Linked DNA regions of Homo sapiens: region 2 is linked to region 1. A link is a loop called in an ENCODE intact Hi-C map of the cell type or tissue named here. Cell type or tissue: CD14-positive monocyte. All regions are shown on one strand. Region 1 overlaps TTC7B (tetratricopeptide repeat domain 7B). Region 2 overlaps TTC7B (tetratricopeptide repeat domain 7B).

What was found. Peaks named below come from ENCODE experiments on the same cell type or tissue, not always from the same donor. Only the 100,000 strongest peaks of a DNase experiment are listed, where the experiment ranks them.
Region 2: a loop joins it to region 1, with 3 times the contacts of the local background. A loop is called at or near these places in 3 of 110 quality-filtered maps.

What each region holds. Positions count from the first base shown.
Region 1 is chr14:90,604,211-90,612,210 of GRCh38, forward strand. It overlaps TTC7B (tetratricopeptide repeat domain 7B), which reads right to left. Exons shown (of 20, transcript NM_001010854.2): 17 at 6,532-6,629. Among named protein-coding and RNA genes, the nearest start is that of TTC7B-AS1, 34 kb to the right of the region's middle. In CD14-positive monocyte, no CTCF peak of the experiment used is centred here; DNase peaks (open chromatin) are centred at 4,261, 4,801 and 6,351; H3K4me3 peaks cover 1,804 bases; H3K27ac peaks cover 1,597 bases.
Region 2 is chr14:90,654,254-90,662,253 of GRCh38, forward strand. It overlaps TTC7B (tetratricopeptide repeat domain 7B), which reads right to left. Exons shown (of 20, transcript NM_001010854.2): 10 at 4,051-4,134; 11 at 2,921-3,025; 12 at 740-857. Among named protein-coding and RNA genes, the nearest start is that of TTC7B-AS1, 16 kb to the left of the region's middle. In CD14-positive monocyte, no CTCF peak of the experiment used is centred here; DNase peaks (open chromatin) are centred at 4,608 and 5,098; H3K4me3 peaks cover 1,655 bases; H3K27ac peaks cover 1,200 bases.

The DNA.
Region 1 (8,000 bases):
TCCCATTTTCAGACAATAAACTCATCAAAAGTCAATGTAAAGAATTTTTCTAGAAAAATCGAAGTTGGCAATTGCCAGTAGGCATTGTATTAAGAGAAAATGTCTATTTTAAGAAATGCATGAAAAACAACATACACGGTGTTTAAACAGTATCTTCATCTTCCATTTCATAAAACTGGGATTGCCATTAAAGCAAAATTCAGAACACTTAATATGCAGATAAGTACGGTCAGCGGGTTTCTCGGCGTGGATGGTTTATTTTGAATGGTAATCTAGTTTCTGCCCTGGCTTTGTGTGTGTGAGAGCTGAACAAAGCGGGTGAGCCATCAAAAGATATGCACATTAGAGATAGTGGTTCTTTCTGGCAGCAGTTCCCCTTAAGAGCTTTTGTTCAGCACATAACTGGGCATTTGGAACAAAGATGAGCCCTTATAAATCACAGATATAGAGATTAAATTTTCTAGCAGTGCTGGCAGTGAACATTAAATAAATGAGCAAAAGAAAACAAGGATGGGCTCCCCGGGTCAGATTCATATTTAGGTCCTATTTAAGGGTTTTACCAACCAGTGTTCATTTTCACACAGGGATCTTTCTTGTTGCTGTTCATGGACAGGTTCTGGAACTCCCTAAAGCCGACTTTCAAAATTTCCGTGTTATTTAAAAGCAAGATTAGACTAAAATACTATTCAATTTCTCTGCATAGTTTCACGACACAAACCCTACATTTTCCTTCACTGCAAATGGAAAACAGTTTACAGCACTGTTTCTCAAAATGTGGTCTAAAACCCACTGGCATTGGAATCATAGGGGAGCAATTTATAAATCCAGATTCCCAGGCCCCACCTCAGGCCTAATGAATATAAAGTTGGGGGTGGGGACCAGGGGATCCGCTGCTTTAAAGGTTTTCTGTGTGGTTTTAACGCATGGTAAAGTTTGAGAACCACATGCTGAAAGGGCTGTGGCCCTGATCTGTAGAATACGGCCTTGATGATTATACGCTGGTTGAATTCATTTCTAAATTGAAAACGGGAGTTTTTGCGCAAAATGTCGTAATTTGCCTTTTAATAGGATTTTTATGCATTTATATCAACTCCAGGAAAGCACGGAAGGACCCAAGGATTAGAGGCAATATTCTAGAAAAACTTCTATCCGTTCTGCCCAGAAGGTTTCCTTTACTTTGCAAAGAGGAAGTTGAGGCATGGGCTCCAATGCCTGCAATCTCAGGTTTCCTTCTGCCCCAAACAGCTTTTGGATTTTCAAATGAGCAAGATTTCTCTCTGACAAGTCTGATGAAGTTTCCTCTCCAGCTTATCAGTTAGGAAGATTATCAGAAGGTAAAACACGCAAATGAAGTAGGTCTCACAAGAAAGGAAAAACCATGTTTACAGAGAGAGGGTTCCCGGCGGGGACCTGCGTCACTGAATGAATGAGCTGCAGGGGGCCACACAAAGGTATCGGGTTTGGGAGAATGAAGATGAGAAGACACAAACAGGTGGAGAGGAGATTCGGTTCTTGAAAGAGGAGAGGAGGAGGAGGAGGAATCTGACACTAAAAAAGTGAAAGAGAAAAAAAGGGTGAAGGCAAAAAAAAAACTTTAGAAACACAAAGAAAAAAATAAACTCGCTTTTAATATACTCACATAAGCTGCAAAGAAAATGAGGTCATGTAATACACAATCATTCCTCTACCTGACAATAGAATACAAGTGCTTTTCGAAGAAAACAAATTTGTTTTTCCACTGGTTATTTAGTTGGTCCGCAACAACACCATGGAATAAAAATAACTCAAGATTTACCTGGGCACAGATTCAGCAGTGTGATCTGCTGAAAATAATACATCTTTAGCCTACAATATCCAGAACATTCTAGAGGAAGCAATTTGCTTTTCAACTGGAAAGGGTTAGGACTTGACTTTACATAGATTTGTTTTTTATGAGAAGCACTTATATACAGTTTACTTGAAAATAAGGTTTTCCAAGGTGCAGAGTACTGAGGTGCAACACTATGTCATGGTCCCAGCATTATGACAAGGGGGTGCTAAGCTTTCTGGGGTGGCCTATGGTTGGGGTGTGCTGGTTGGGCACTTTGGGAAAAAAGCCGGTATGGCTGCCTTCATGTCTTACAGCTGGAGAAACACATGGCAACGGGGAGACCACCGCCGCTGCAATTAGAAATTTTCCCAAACAAAGTGGATCAAACTTTCAAGTTAAAATACTTATTTTGCGTTGGATAGGTATTTGTTGATATCTATCAATTATTAAAGATAAATCCCCTTACCCCACATCCTGTTTTAAAGGCAAAGGAATAAAATATTTTTTTCATTCTCTATTTAAGGAACTACCAACTTATTCCAAAGAAAAGACAATGACTCAGAGCTTCAAAGTAAAGACTGTCACTCTATTTGAGTCCTCTTTCACTGGCTGGGACCTATGAGATGGCAGAGGTGGGAGGAAGGGACGCCCAAGGTGATACCTAAGGGGAAGTCATGTTCTATAAGGGGGGCTATTTTAGTTTGACATGTCTGTTTAATGAAACAAAATTCCACTCTATTAGCTACAGTGGACTTGGCCAGTTCAAAGCTTATGGACGTGGGTGACTCCTCATGTTATTCCACAGCTCTGCATATGGACAATTTCAGAGGTAGGAAACCGTATTCCAGTTAACCAACCACTTCCAAAATCATGAATACTGAGGCTGCACTGTATAAGGACCCAGGATATATAATAATAGTATTGTAGTTATATATTTTTAAGCTCTTATCAGTTACACATATATCCTGAAATTTTAACAGGCAAAATAGGATATTAGGGACTGGCCTTAAAATACTCTAGGAAAAGCAAGTGTGGGACAGGAGAGAGAGATCGAATGAGAATGCTGATTGCTAAAACTCACTGGTGGGTAACGGGAATATTAGTATCTCTGTTCTGGCATTTTAGAAATTTTTCCATAATAGAAATTAAAAAACAGAAAAAAAATAAATTTAGTTCTGGGGGAAAACAAAACAGATCCAAGAGGACTTGCGGCCTCACAAAGGAATCTGCCTGCACAGCGGGTGATCCTGGGCCTGTGCCCCAGGGTTGGCAGGATCTCGAAAGTGGAAGTTCACTGTGGCTGTGGCTGTGGCTGTGCACCCTCACGGATGCTAACACTGCAGGGCTCTGCTTGTGTCGGACGCCTGTGCCCTTTAAAGGGGACTTAGAAAAGCAGTTAAGTGTCGGGCATGACGCTGATAAGCTGCCACCCGCCAGGGCTGGGTTCTCCCAGGCCACATTTGATCTCAGGGTCACTTCTGTTTCACTGGGAACCATTCTGATCTCGGATAAGTTCCTTTTCTCTTTGCCTCTATAGCCCAGTCGCTTTTCTGGATGAGCAGTGTTGCAGCGGATGTTCAAAGTCAGCCAGGCTCTTTTAGCACATGAACTGAAAACTGTTCAAAGGCAAAGGGAGGAAAAATGACTGCGGTCATGCTGGATGGATAAGAATCCAGAATGTAAAATCCATGTGTCATGGAATACTATATGGCTGTAAACAAGAATAAGGCAATTCTCCACAGATGGGTATGGAGGCATCTTCAGATACACTGTGAAGTGCAAAATGGCAGGTGCTCAAAAGCATACACAGTGTGTGGTTGTTTATGTAAAGGGGCAGAGGAAAGATACATATGCTTGTTTGCATGAAAAAATACTGGAAGGGTAAACAAAAAGCTAATAAATACAGTTATTTTTAGGAACAAATAAGATGGATGGGCAGGGGTGGAAGCCAAACTTCTCTACAGCACCTTGTGAATTAGTTTTTAGCTTTTGAATTATGTAAATGTATTTCCTCTTCAAATCAAATCAAGGTGAGGGAATAAACAATCTGTGTTGTGGGTGGTTCGCAAGGCGGGCTCTCCACACAGGTGTGTGAATGACAGCATCTGCCCCTTCTTGACTGCACCATGAGCTGAACCATATGCAACTGGGCTTTATTAATCAAGATGGAGGCATTTTTCCCCATTTTTAGGCAAGCCTTCCCAACGTGTAAGTTTCTTTGATTGACACTGTCATTTCAGAATATTTTACCCTCGTTTACAAATATGATAAGGCCTCCTAAAATGGCCTTCCATTTTTCTGATTCCCTGGTCTCTTGGTTAAATTGTCGGCGTGCAAATCAGTATTTTGCAGCTGCCTGGTTGGGTCGGGGGTGGTGTAGGGCTGGTGGCAGGAGTCTCAGAAGGACTCGCGTGGATGACTCAACAATGAAACCGTCTGTGGCAGTGCCTGGGAGGCTGTGGCTTCCCTGTTGTTGAGGAAGGGCATAGGAGCCCGCGGTCCTGACTCCAAACACCTAGGCTCTCTGGAAGTGAATGGTGGCCCACCCGAGAGACTGGCTGCATCAGTACCACTAAGCAGAGGGGGAGGAGGAAGACCCGGGGGCCAGGCCCAACCCAGGGCAGTGACACCGCAGACTGTGTCACACAGGCACATCTTCCCTAAACACCATGGCATCTGAGAAAGCTGAATCTGAAGAGGGAGACTCTCAAGCACTCTAGGAAAAATGTCCCAATGGGCAACGGGAAGAATGAATAACAAGGACCTCATTTATTTTCTGACACTACCTGTTCTCAATGTGATGTGGCTTTAAAGTCTTGGGACCTCCAGGGAAATTAAGGTCCAGGCCAGCTGGAAGGAAAGGGGGTCTGAATTTAGTGTGGCTGTTCTCACAGGATACTTAGGAGGGAGAAAAGTGGGGAGACGGCGCTGGGTAGCCACAGCAGCTGTTTTGAATCAGCTGAAATTGCTGCTGGTGCTATAGTGAGTTTCACTTCCTTCTCTTCCCCATGTCCGAGCCTCACCTTGCAGTGGCTAGTCCTGACAGCCTGACCTCTTTCCTACAATGACGGGGCCTAAACAGGTCCCTCGGCAGGAGCTGGGATGATGCAGAACTCTGCTGTGCTATTCCAGCCAGGCTCTCTGCCTGGTGTGCAGTCTAAGCCCACCAATGACTGCTGAACTGTTTGGAGAGTGGTCAGGCCACTCCAGGGGGTGAGTTTCTCCATGGCTCAGTCCACATTTTAAGCAGCAGCTGCAAGCCAGATTAAACTGCACCAATTTACGATTTGTGCCGCTTCCAGTGCCCAAAAATCTTTTTACCCAGGAGCTGCAGGACTTTTGGATCTGATTTCTCAAGCTGACTTTAAATTTGGTACAAGGGAGCCTAGGGCAGAAATGCAGTCTGCAAGGCAGCTGTTGGGGTGGGCCAGGCTTGAACATCACATCTGGCTCCCAAAGGCCCTATCCCTTTTAGCCCACCTGGATAGGTTTTTCCCAGGACAAGCCCTGGCAGTGCAAGACTCAGAGCTGCTCTCAGGCTTTCTTTGGAAAGGTTCTGGCAGAGCTGGGATGTGGCACAAGGACAAGAAAATAACCTCGTGGTCCCTGTCATGCAGCCAGCCCATAAAAGACCAGGCATACCCAGATAGAAATTCAGTTGTACACGGTCCCCTGTGGGTGGGGGAGAAGGAACAGGAGCAGGTTCCAAATGATGCTCTAGAATGATTTTTGAGGCTCAAAGAAGAGCAAATTTATATGTTTTGTGAGTCTGTCGAGTCACCCAGATTACAACTGAATCATTGGTATGGGTTGAGCATCCCTAATCTGAAAACCCAAAATCTGAAATGCTCTAAAATCGAGATGTTTCTGAGTGTTAATACAACACAAGTGGAAAATTCCACACCTGATTTCATGTGATGGGCTGCAGTCAAAATGCAGTCAAAACTTTGTCTCATGAACAAAATTCTTTAAAATATTGTATAAAATTGCCTAAATTTAGGCTGTGTGTATAGGTGTATATGAAACAGAAATGGACTTTGTGTTTAGACTTGGGTCCAATCCCAGGATATCTCATTATGTTTATGCAAATATTCCCAAACCCAACACACTTCTGGTCCCGGGCATTTCGGGTAAGGGACACTTCACCTGTGTCACCACTGTGGGGTCTACTCCCCTGTAGTTAGGTGGACTCACTCCCCTGTACTTAGGCAAATGTGGAACACACACACGACGAGGTGTGCAGATTTGCTCATAGGCAGGAAGTGCCTCGGGCTTCCACATGGGGACAGTGGAACCCACCTGCCACCCTACGGGGTCTTGTGCTGGGTGTATGTGTGTTTATATGTGCAACTGATTAGAAAGTGAACCTTGCTTTCAGCAAGGTCTGAAACCCAAAGAGAGAGGGAGACACAGGGAAGCAGAGGGGAAACCTGATGGGGACAGAAACCACCTCATTTTAGTTTCAAATTTTAAGTTCCAAGAGCAAAGGGGGAAATAGATTTCAAAGAAAGCACTGGGCTGGGCAAATCATATGACCGTCCCCACTGTGAAGAAACACTTGAGAAAGACACTGGAGCAATGCACCTCGGTTGAGTGTTTAAACTATTTGTGCAAGAAATTTTTCCAACCCCAACCCGATCAGTCTCATCCCATGTCACTTGGTCCCAGGCCCCCACATTCTCCATTACACCATTTCGTCCCCTCTGGCTTTTTATTCTCACCTGTCTCGGGATCGCTGAAGTCTGGCAAAGTAATTGTATTAAGCTGTCGTCTGTCAGCAATGGTTCTATCTAAGAGGCTGCTCCCACGTCCAGAATCACTGCAAAACACAGCTACAAATGTCAGTCACCTGCAAGGTGGGAGGAGGGAAGGAAAGAGAGGCAACCAATACTGACTCCTGAAGGCCAATGAATACTTTCTGTGCATTTTTTACGTTCTTCAGCATCTTTCTTATGAAGGAGGCATCCTGCTTCCTGGCTTGGCCTGGGCTGCGATTCCTTTCAGTGTTCACTATCACAAACAGGGCATAAACCACACCCACAGACCCTGGCTAATTTTGGCCTCTTTTATGTCATTAGAAGACACAAAAATGAAAACTTGAAGCTTCATTTTCCATCCACCTTACAGGGGGAAACCGACTGGCATTAGCAACCTTAGAAAGTGAAGTCTTAGCAAGTGAGTCCATGAACACGCCATCCATGAAGAGTTGTCTTCATGAACCAATGCTCCACACCTGCGCTTCTAAAACCCAGGCTGCACGGAAAAATCACCCAGGACATCTCTAAACAACAGACGCCTAGGTCCCACTGTGAACCGAACAAATCAAAACTCCTGGGCTGATCGACATTTTTCACAGCTCCTCAGATGGTTCTAAGGTGCAGCTGCTGGATTCAAGAACCCCTGACCCCCTTTTCTGAGTGTGATCACAGTCATGCACTCATTCTGGGGTCCCCAGAATGTAGGCCTTTGTGCTACATCGTGTGGTTAACTTTCCTGCTGGTGTACGAGCCCTGTCTAGTGTTCCCAAGCTGGAGAAAGCTGGCTGATAGGGACACACAGGGACTGGGAGAGAACATGGCAGGGTTTTGGTGGCAGCCTCCATACCACCACTCCTACCAGCTTCCTGCACTGCCCATCTCTACTGAGTCCCCTCTCTAGCTTGTGCCTATAAAACAGGCTTGGCACTGTTCACCCGGTAAAGCCACACGGAAACCACAGCGGGCCTAACAGGGAGAGAAACTGTTAAGGGATCTCATCTAACATGGATTTCTTTTTTAAATTCTAGGAGGCTCGTAGGTAAACACTATTGCTTTATTCCTGTATCGTGATATCCTATCAAAGCAGCTCCAAAAAGAACCACGTCTGTCTCTTGAGGTTTGAATCTTCAATGCTTTTCTTTGAATCTATTTTCTTTTCCAATCTGGGGGCTTTAAGAGTGATTTTTTGTTGTGAAGAAGTTCAGATTCTACAATAAGGAGACACAATTTCCTTCCTTTATGCAGCTGTTGCTAAAGCAGTACAAACAAGATTTGGCATGAAACTTAATACAGTTTACAGGCTGCAATTTCCACGTCCAGCGATTTCTCTAACTACATTAGAGAAATCCACAGGAAGCAGAAGAAAACTTCCTTCAGGACAGACTATTTGTCAGCCTATACTTATTACATCATCCCAGACATGTTTTTTGGAA
Region 2 (8,000 bases), 50 kb after region 1:
TATTTTGCCTTATACTAATTAAAATTCATTAAATTAACCATGTGTTTCTGGGATTTTTGTTTTGCATTTGTGTTATATTTAACAACAACATGATAAAAGAATAGTAACAGTTCAGGAAAAGTTTGTTAAATTTTCTGCAAATATCACTGAAAACTTAAGTATACAAGATTTTTTCTTAGCTAGAATCCCATCCATCAGAACTCTAAGCACATCCAAAAATCACTGCGCCCAAGACCCCTAGGTGTCTTGTGAGCTGCTGCACTGCACATGTACATATCTACAAATTAAAATGTGCAAATGGAGAAGGGGCATTTCCTGACCAGTCAAGGGAAGCTTCCTGGAAGTGTCTGGCCCTGACTCTTCCACATTCCTGTACCTAAGATCCAGCATCCCTTCACACAGGACAGCCCAGACCAAGTGGTGGGACAGGGGCAGGTGCAAGGCTAGGTGGATGAATCATCCCTCAAAGCGCAGTGAGGTGCCCAGTGTGCCACCAGCATAATGTACCTAAAAATGAGGCCTGGGAGCCCTGGCACAGGGCCTTCCTCCCTGCCCTCCCATTCTCCCATCAGACCAAGCAAAGAGGACAGCAGCACCAGGGGCCCCACCGGATGGCACACCAGAATGCCCCAGCTTCTGCACCCTCCTGAGACAGAAGGGGACTGTGGGAATCCCGCAGGGTAGACTTAGGTAGTCCAGCCCTGCAGCTCAGCAGCTGTGGGGGTGGGACGTCTCTCACCGTCAGTGGCCTGCAGACTGTACGTGAGCCCCAGAGCTAAGTAGCCTTTGGCCTTGAACTCTGACGTTTTCTCTCCCACATCAACGACAGTTTTGGCAAACTTTTCAGCCTCTTCCAACTGAAAAATGAGACAAGTTAAAAACAACAACAACCTGCAGAATTTCTAACATGAGTTCCCATAAGCGTCTGCTGCCAAAATTGGATTTCTGATGAGTCACTTTGAAAATGACTCTCAAATCTCCCAATCCCACTCTGGTGATTCTGTTTTCTTTCTTGAGCTCTCTAACAGTTCGCAGGATTCCTACCTTGCTTTTTCTCCTTAAAGTTTTTCTTACTGCTTATTTGCCTTCTTTTCCAAAGTTGCTTTCATATTTGGTGGGGGTCTATCTTTTTCATCTTTATTTTTTACTGACTGGTTCTATAATGAAGTTGTGCTAGGTATGCAGAAGTTGAACTGAATATATTTGTAAAGAATCAAGTTCTTGAAATGTTTTATGTTTGAGCCTTTCTTTCCCCCCCTACCCAGGATATAAAGAATCCATTTAGGCTTGGATTCTCTTTGCCATGAGCTGTTATAAATTTCAAAACTCCATCCACTTATTTTACAAACCACAACACATGTACCTTGTGCCAGCAGATTCCAATGAGAAAATGTGCACCTGTAAACTACACCCACAATAAGACCTGGTGCACAATTCATTAGAGGCAAAAAGAGTAAGATTTGTTCCATTGAAGTATGGCAAATGTTGATGATATTGAAGTTGGGTGATAAGACACTGGAGTTCATATACTCTTGAGTTTTGTGGTATTTGGAAATTTTAATAATAAAAATGCAAGAAAAAATATACAGAAAAGATTTGTTACTCTTATTTTTTTTAAAAAAAAGAGGTCTATTTAAGGCATTTCAAGATGTATATGTTACAGTAATAAATAAAGCCAGAGCTGGGAGGAGGGCAGTAGTCACTGCTGGGAACTGGCACGTTCCAAATGCAAAGGTTGTGTCCACTCCTCCGCCTGCCCACTCCTGGAACCGCCTGCACCATCCCCTTGCCTGCTCACAGCCCCAAACTGTCAAAACCCACGTGACCAAACTACACTTTCACAGCTGTGTGTTTCAGGTGAGAGCCTGTGCTTTCAAAACATCTTTTCTACATTTTCCCAAGCAAAATGGAACTAAAGTGGAACACTCTTCACTAGGCTTACTTTTCTCCTGCTGGGTGAGAATACATGGAAAAACCAAAGAGCAAGGATATAAGGGTGAACAACCTGAGTTTGTAAGATGCTTCGGTCTTTTTTGAGCAAATCCTTTTTATTGCTAATCTTGACATGAAGTTAAAGAAAAGAAATTAGAACCCTATCGTATGTGGCAATTATCTATACCACCATCTCGGCAATTAGACTGAGTTTTCTATTTTCTACTCAAATGATGTATTTTCTGAGGTACTAGAATTGTTACAAATCAGGGTATTGCCAAATTCAAATCTGAACAAGAATATTTGAAGAAAAACGCGTATGTGAAGGAATAGAAATGAAGACAGTTGAATTTAACATATGAGCTGAAATATAGGGTGACTCCTTGCTCTGTAGAAAGTCCCAGGCTCCCAGCCTAGGCAACAGAGTAAGACCCTGTCTCTACAAAAAAATTAAAAAATTAGCCGGGTGCAGTGGAGCACACCTGTAGTCCCAGCTACTCAGAAGGCTGAGGTGAAAGGATGACTCGAGCCCAAAAGGTTGAGGCTGCAGTGAGCTCTGATCGTGCACTCCAGCCTGGGTGACAGAGCAAGACCCTGTCTCAAAAACAAAAACAAAAGCAAAAACAAACCAGGTTCAGCCAGGGATGCTAATTCAGTGACGTGTCTCTTCTCAGTCCCACATTGCTTGAATAAAGCAAGATGTATGGGAGTATGAATTATAATTCTGTCTTATTATCATTATTCCTGAAGCACAATCCCATAGGAAAAAACCCCTGGAGTACCCCAGAGTACTCCTCAGTCCTTGGGGGAGTGGATGAGGCCTGAGGAGGCCAGGGGCCCAGGCCCAGGGTCCGTGGCTCTACACAGTCTTGTCTTTGTACAGCTGATGAATCACCCTCGCTTTCTCTCTGTGCCTCGACATGAAAAAAATGGGCAGTCCTGGCCCAGAGTCCTCTGCAGGAGCGGGGAGGGGGGCGCCCCTACTCACCCAGTGCAGGGAGCCCATGCAGAGCTTGGCAGCGAGGAGAGGGATGGTGGCATCGTCTGGCTTCAGGCGGATACACTCTTTCAGCACCTTCACGGCACGGGCAGACTTGGCAAGAGAAGATTATTTCCGTGAAACTCAAAGTGTTTGACAGAACCGAATACTACAGCCTTCTCAGAGGGGTTTTTGGTCAGGGTGACCTCCTCGTGGGCTTGTCCAACTTTAAGCCCAAGCAAGCGGGGGCCTGAGGTGCATGAAAACCAGAGCCTGCGGCTTCTGAGTGACTGGGGAGTACACTGGGTTAAAAGCCAGCAGGAATGCTTCTCTGGCGCCACCTGAATTTCATTCCATACTTGTGTAGCTATTGGAAAATTAAGAAAAACATAAAGATGGTGGAAGTTTGTTCTTATAAAAGGTAAATATCTAATTTAAGGCACAAAATACTGAATTTCTGAATTCACTTAGCTCAAATAATCTTCCATCTCAGGCTTCATTCGCTAAATGGCCCAAATTAGCAAGAAAAACAATAGCTACGACCTCTGTTGAGTGTATACACAGCAAGGAGCGTGCCTCTAAACACCTCTGGTGTAGCATCTCATTCTCCTGATAACACATCTATGGAGCAGGTGCTGTTCTTACTCCATTTTACCGAGGAAACTGAGCTGCTCAGTAACTTGCCTGGGTCACTCAGCTGGGAGAGCAGCATCAAGCTTCTATCCTGCCGTTGGACTCCCTCAGCCCACATTTTCATCCAGTATCATGCACTGCCTAATATAACACATTGCTCAAGATAACCAACAGGTTTCCCCTCCAGGAATCAGCTTAACTCTCAGATGAGTGGAGGTGTCTGTGTAAAACATCAGCTCTAGTTTAAGCCATGTCCATGACACCTGATGAAGTCACAATGACTGGAAAAAGACAAATATTTCAGAATTTTTCTTCTCAGTGATAAGTCCATCTTGGCTCCCCAAACAATTAAATCTGATTGTTCACTGAGAACGGACCACGATAGTTTCTCAGAGTGGCTCGAAAGACTTCCACAAAGTCTATCATTCCGTGCAATTCCATGACATTCAACTCTTTGGCCTTAATAGGAAAGGCATAAAAAACTGCCCATCACAAAAGGGACTCACTTTTCCAGCAGCCATCAGGGACAGAGCAAACTGGTACCACAGGTGGAATTCCTCAAAGGCAAACTTCATGGCTCTTTCTAGGCACTGGTTGGGAAAGAAAAACAAATGCAGACATCTGAGAATCACTGGTGCCACAACTGCACAAGTGTGAGTTTGTATCTATGCACACTAAGGTAAGTCCCATAAAATCTGCTTCCCTTGAATGCTTAAAACATAATCCACCACCAAACGGCTCCTACGGAGTCCCCACACAGGATGATGCACCATGCCGGTGGCCAGGACAACCTACAACTGACCAGAGCTGTGACAATCCCTGCCCTCGAGTAGCTTTGTATCTGGCACAGGAAAAGAGGCAAATACACCAACAACACAAAGACAAAGACAAACTCAGGAGTGCCCCCAGGGCGAGAAACAGGACTGTGGTGAGGTGATCCCAGGAATCAGGAATGGCATCAGGGAGAATAGAAACTGAGCTGGGCCTTCCCCAGCCCAGCCCCACTATGAGACACCATCAAAGGCAGAAACCACAACTTCTTTATCTTCTCAGTACTGGTGCATTGCCTGCCGTGGTGAGTAATCTACAAACGGACTTCCCTCTCAGTCAGCGAGGAGCCTCTGGTCCCTGCACAGAGTGACATGATGACGTTAGAGCTTTAGGAAGATCGTGGGGGACTGGGGTGAGTGGGGTGAGGTGGAAGACCCTGATGGAGGCAGGCCAGGAACAAAGTGGATAGAATGGTCCAGGGGTTTCAGAATCAAGAAATGTGTCCGAGGTCAAATCAGCAAGGATGGGTCACCTGTGGAAGCATGCGGGGACTGGGGAGGCACAGGAGGTGCCCAGAGTTTCTGGCTTGCATACCTGGGGGAGAATCCATGCCACAGAAGGCCCTTGTGTATGCACGAGTGTGATTGTGTGTGTGTGTGTGTGAGAGAGAGAGAGTGTGTGGAGTGTGTGTGTGTGTGTTTGAGAGAGAGGGAGAGAAGGGGAGGTGTTTTTTTTTAGGAGAAAGGGAGAATGGGGAAGGAAGCTGTCATGAATGAGTTTAGCACGGGAAATACTGAGTTCAAGGCATCATGAGGTAATTTACCAAAGACATTCTGGGACCTCAAGAAAAAGATCTAACAGAAGACAAACATTTGAGAAAAGAGCTGAAGTTACTAGAAGAGATCAGATCAGTCCAGAAGAGTATTCAGAGGCAAGGCAGTGGGGCCAGACCATGGAAAGGGAGAGAAAAGGGATCTGGAAAGGAGGGCGAAGAAGGGATCTGGGTGGGAGGGCATGCAGCAGTGTCACAACACAGAGAGGGACCCGAGAAGGGGCCAATGGGGCCAGCGGCAACGGAGGCCAAGAAGCCACCACAATCAATCAGGTGACGAGCTCCGCACGTGTGGCTTTAGGGGACACGGGAGGAGAACACAGGCCATGGGGACCAATAAGCAAAGAAAAGATGGAGATGAGGTATGAAGGAAGGATGTGTGGGGTGAAGAAAGGTTATCTATGTGTTAATTTTTCATAGAGGCAACTCAAGCCTCTCGCTAACATGAGCAGAACCAGCATGCAGAGTGAAGACTCTGGGGAGATAAATTAGGTCCCAGAAGACTAGAGAGAGCCAGGTCCCCGGAACAAATGTATCCCTGCTGAGAGGCCTTCTCCTACAGAGGCAAGATCCTCCAGATAAGGAGGAGAGAATGGCAGGTGGTGTCGGGCCCAGCCAGTTTTCTCTGTAAAGATGGAATGAGGTGGGTGCTGGGAGGAAAAGAAAAGAATAATGGCAGGAGGTTTTAAAAAGAACAGAGGCGGCTGGGCGCAGTGGCTCACACCTGTAATCTCAGCACTAGGGAGGCTGAGGCAGGAGGATCACTTGAGGCCAGGAGTTCGAGACCAGCTAAGGCAACATAGCGAGACCCCTGTCTCTACAAAAAAAAATTAGTAAAAATTAGCTGGGTATGGTAGTGCACACCTGTAGTCCCAGTTACTCAGGAGGCTGAGGAGGGAGAATAGCTTGAGCCCAGGAGGCCGAGGCTGCAGCGAGCTGTGATCGTCGTACCACTGCATTCCAGCCTGGGCAACAGAGCAAGACCACCCTGTCTCAAAAAAAAAAAAAAAAAAAAAAAAAAGAAAAGAAAAGAAAAGAAAAAGAAAAACAATGCAAAAAATAGAAAAGGTTTAAACAACAACAAAATCCCCCTCCACCAAAGGGGAGAGAAGGCTCACAGCAGGGTCAGCTCAGAGACTGGTGCAACCACGCAGTGGAGCCTGCACCACTGTGTTGCCACCTTCTCTTGTGCTGCTAGGAGGCCAGTGCAGGAGCACAGGAAAATGATGGGATGTTCAGGATTCACGGACAGTGAAGGAAGGAGGGCAAGGAGCTGCAGTGAAGGTGACAAATGGGTAAAGGTAAAGTGAGGTGGTGGGAGAGGAGAGAAAAGAATTCTAGAATTTTAAATGATATATACAGAGGTCACACAGTAAATATCACGCTAGTTGGTTTACTGTGAAAAGCTGTTCTGACAAAAACATATTCTATTTAAAAGCAAAGTAATAAGCATTAACAAGCACCTAGTGCTTGGCGATGGCACAGGGTGGGCATCCGAAGACCTTGAGCAAGGTGAGCACGGGCAATGTGTTCAGCTCAGGGCTGGCTGCGGGCCTCATCCTACGCCATGGGACATCGGCAGGAGTGGCTGGGCGAGGCCTCCAGGAGAGTCCTTTAAAAGCAGGGCATTCTCTGCCAGCACACACTTTGCCCTCAGCCCTGCCCCTTCACAGCCGGAAGTAGGGTGGCCAGGAACACTGAGCAGAAAGAGAAAGCGCGTGGCCCTGATGCCATGAGGCGCTGCAGCTGCTGCACCAGCCTCTCACAGGCTTCTTGCAGGGGGAACCAAATAAATTCCTCTTTGGCTAAGCCACTGCATGCCGGTTTTGTTAATTACATCTGAATATACTCCTCACTAGTGCGGACACCAAGCAGCAGACCTGGAATCTGAACCTGAACCCAGGGCCCTCTTAGCTGCTTTGCTGTACTGAGGAAGGTGTCACTGTGCCTTTAAGGAGCACAGCGGGGAGGCAGAAATGAAAGCAGCATGCTGAGACCAAGTAGGCAAGACAGGGTGGCGGGAGAGACGTAACCCAGGTCTGGGAGGCATGGGCTGGGACTAAGTAGGGGAGGACAAGTGTGATGGAGGATGCTAAGCAGTGAAAAGCTAGCAATACCTAGAAACTGACTTGGGGATGGGGATGAGGGACGATGGAGGAGGAGGAGATGAGAATGATCACTGTGGCTGAAATAAGACACGGGAGCCGGTATGTGGAGAGATGGTAGATAATCAAAAATAAGGATTATTCTAACAGCCCTACTCAACCAATACATTGCAATAACACCACCAAGTACTTCAATATACTTAGTAAGTACTTAAACACTAAGTACTTAAACATTTATATGTTTAAATGGTTTTTTTGTCCTCCTTTTGCTAAGAGGAATGATAAATATCAACTGTTTTCCTGATCAACAAAAGGAGCTCTGCAGCTGAAACAGCCTGTTCTGAATCAAAAAGCTAGATGCTATAAATAAGTATGCACCCTTCTTTTCTTGCATGCCAAAGGCTAACAGCCTCATTAAACTCTGTGAAGCACATTCACCGGAGGTCTAATTGGTATAGAACTGCATTCCAGGTGCTACAGGAAAGAAAAACAGCCCCAGTCCTCATCAGGAGTAGAATCACGGGATCCTGTGGCTGGAGATCACTTGGGGAGCATCTAGTTGAAGCCCTCAAAGGAGAGGGCCCTTGTCATTCTGGCTGCCTGTTACTTCAAAACTCTTCTGATTTTGGCAGGGGGGACGAGCAGGCACTCCCAAGAAGAGAAGCGATAGGAATGTGGCACACGCGTGGCACGCAGACAGCCAATCACAGGCTCCTGCCAGCCTCTGAATCTGCAGGTAGGGAGGCAG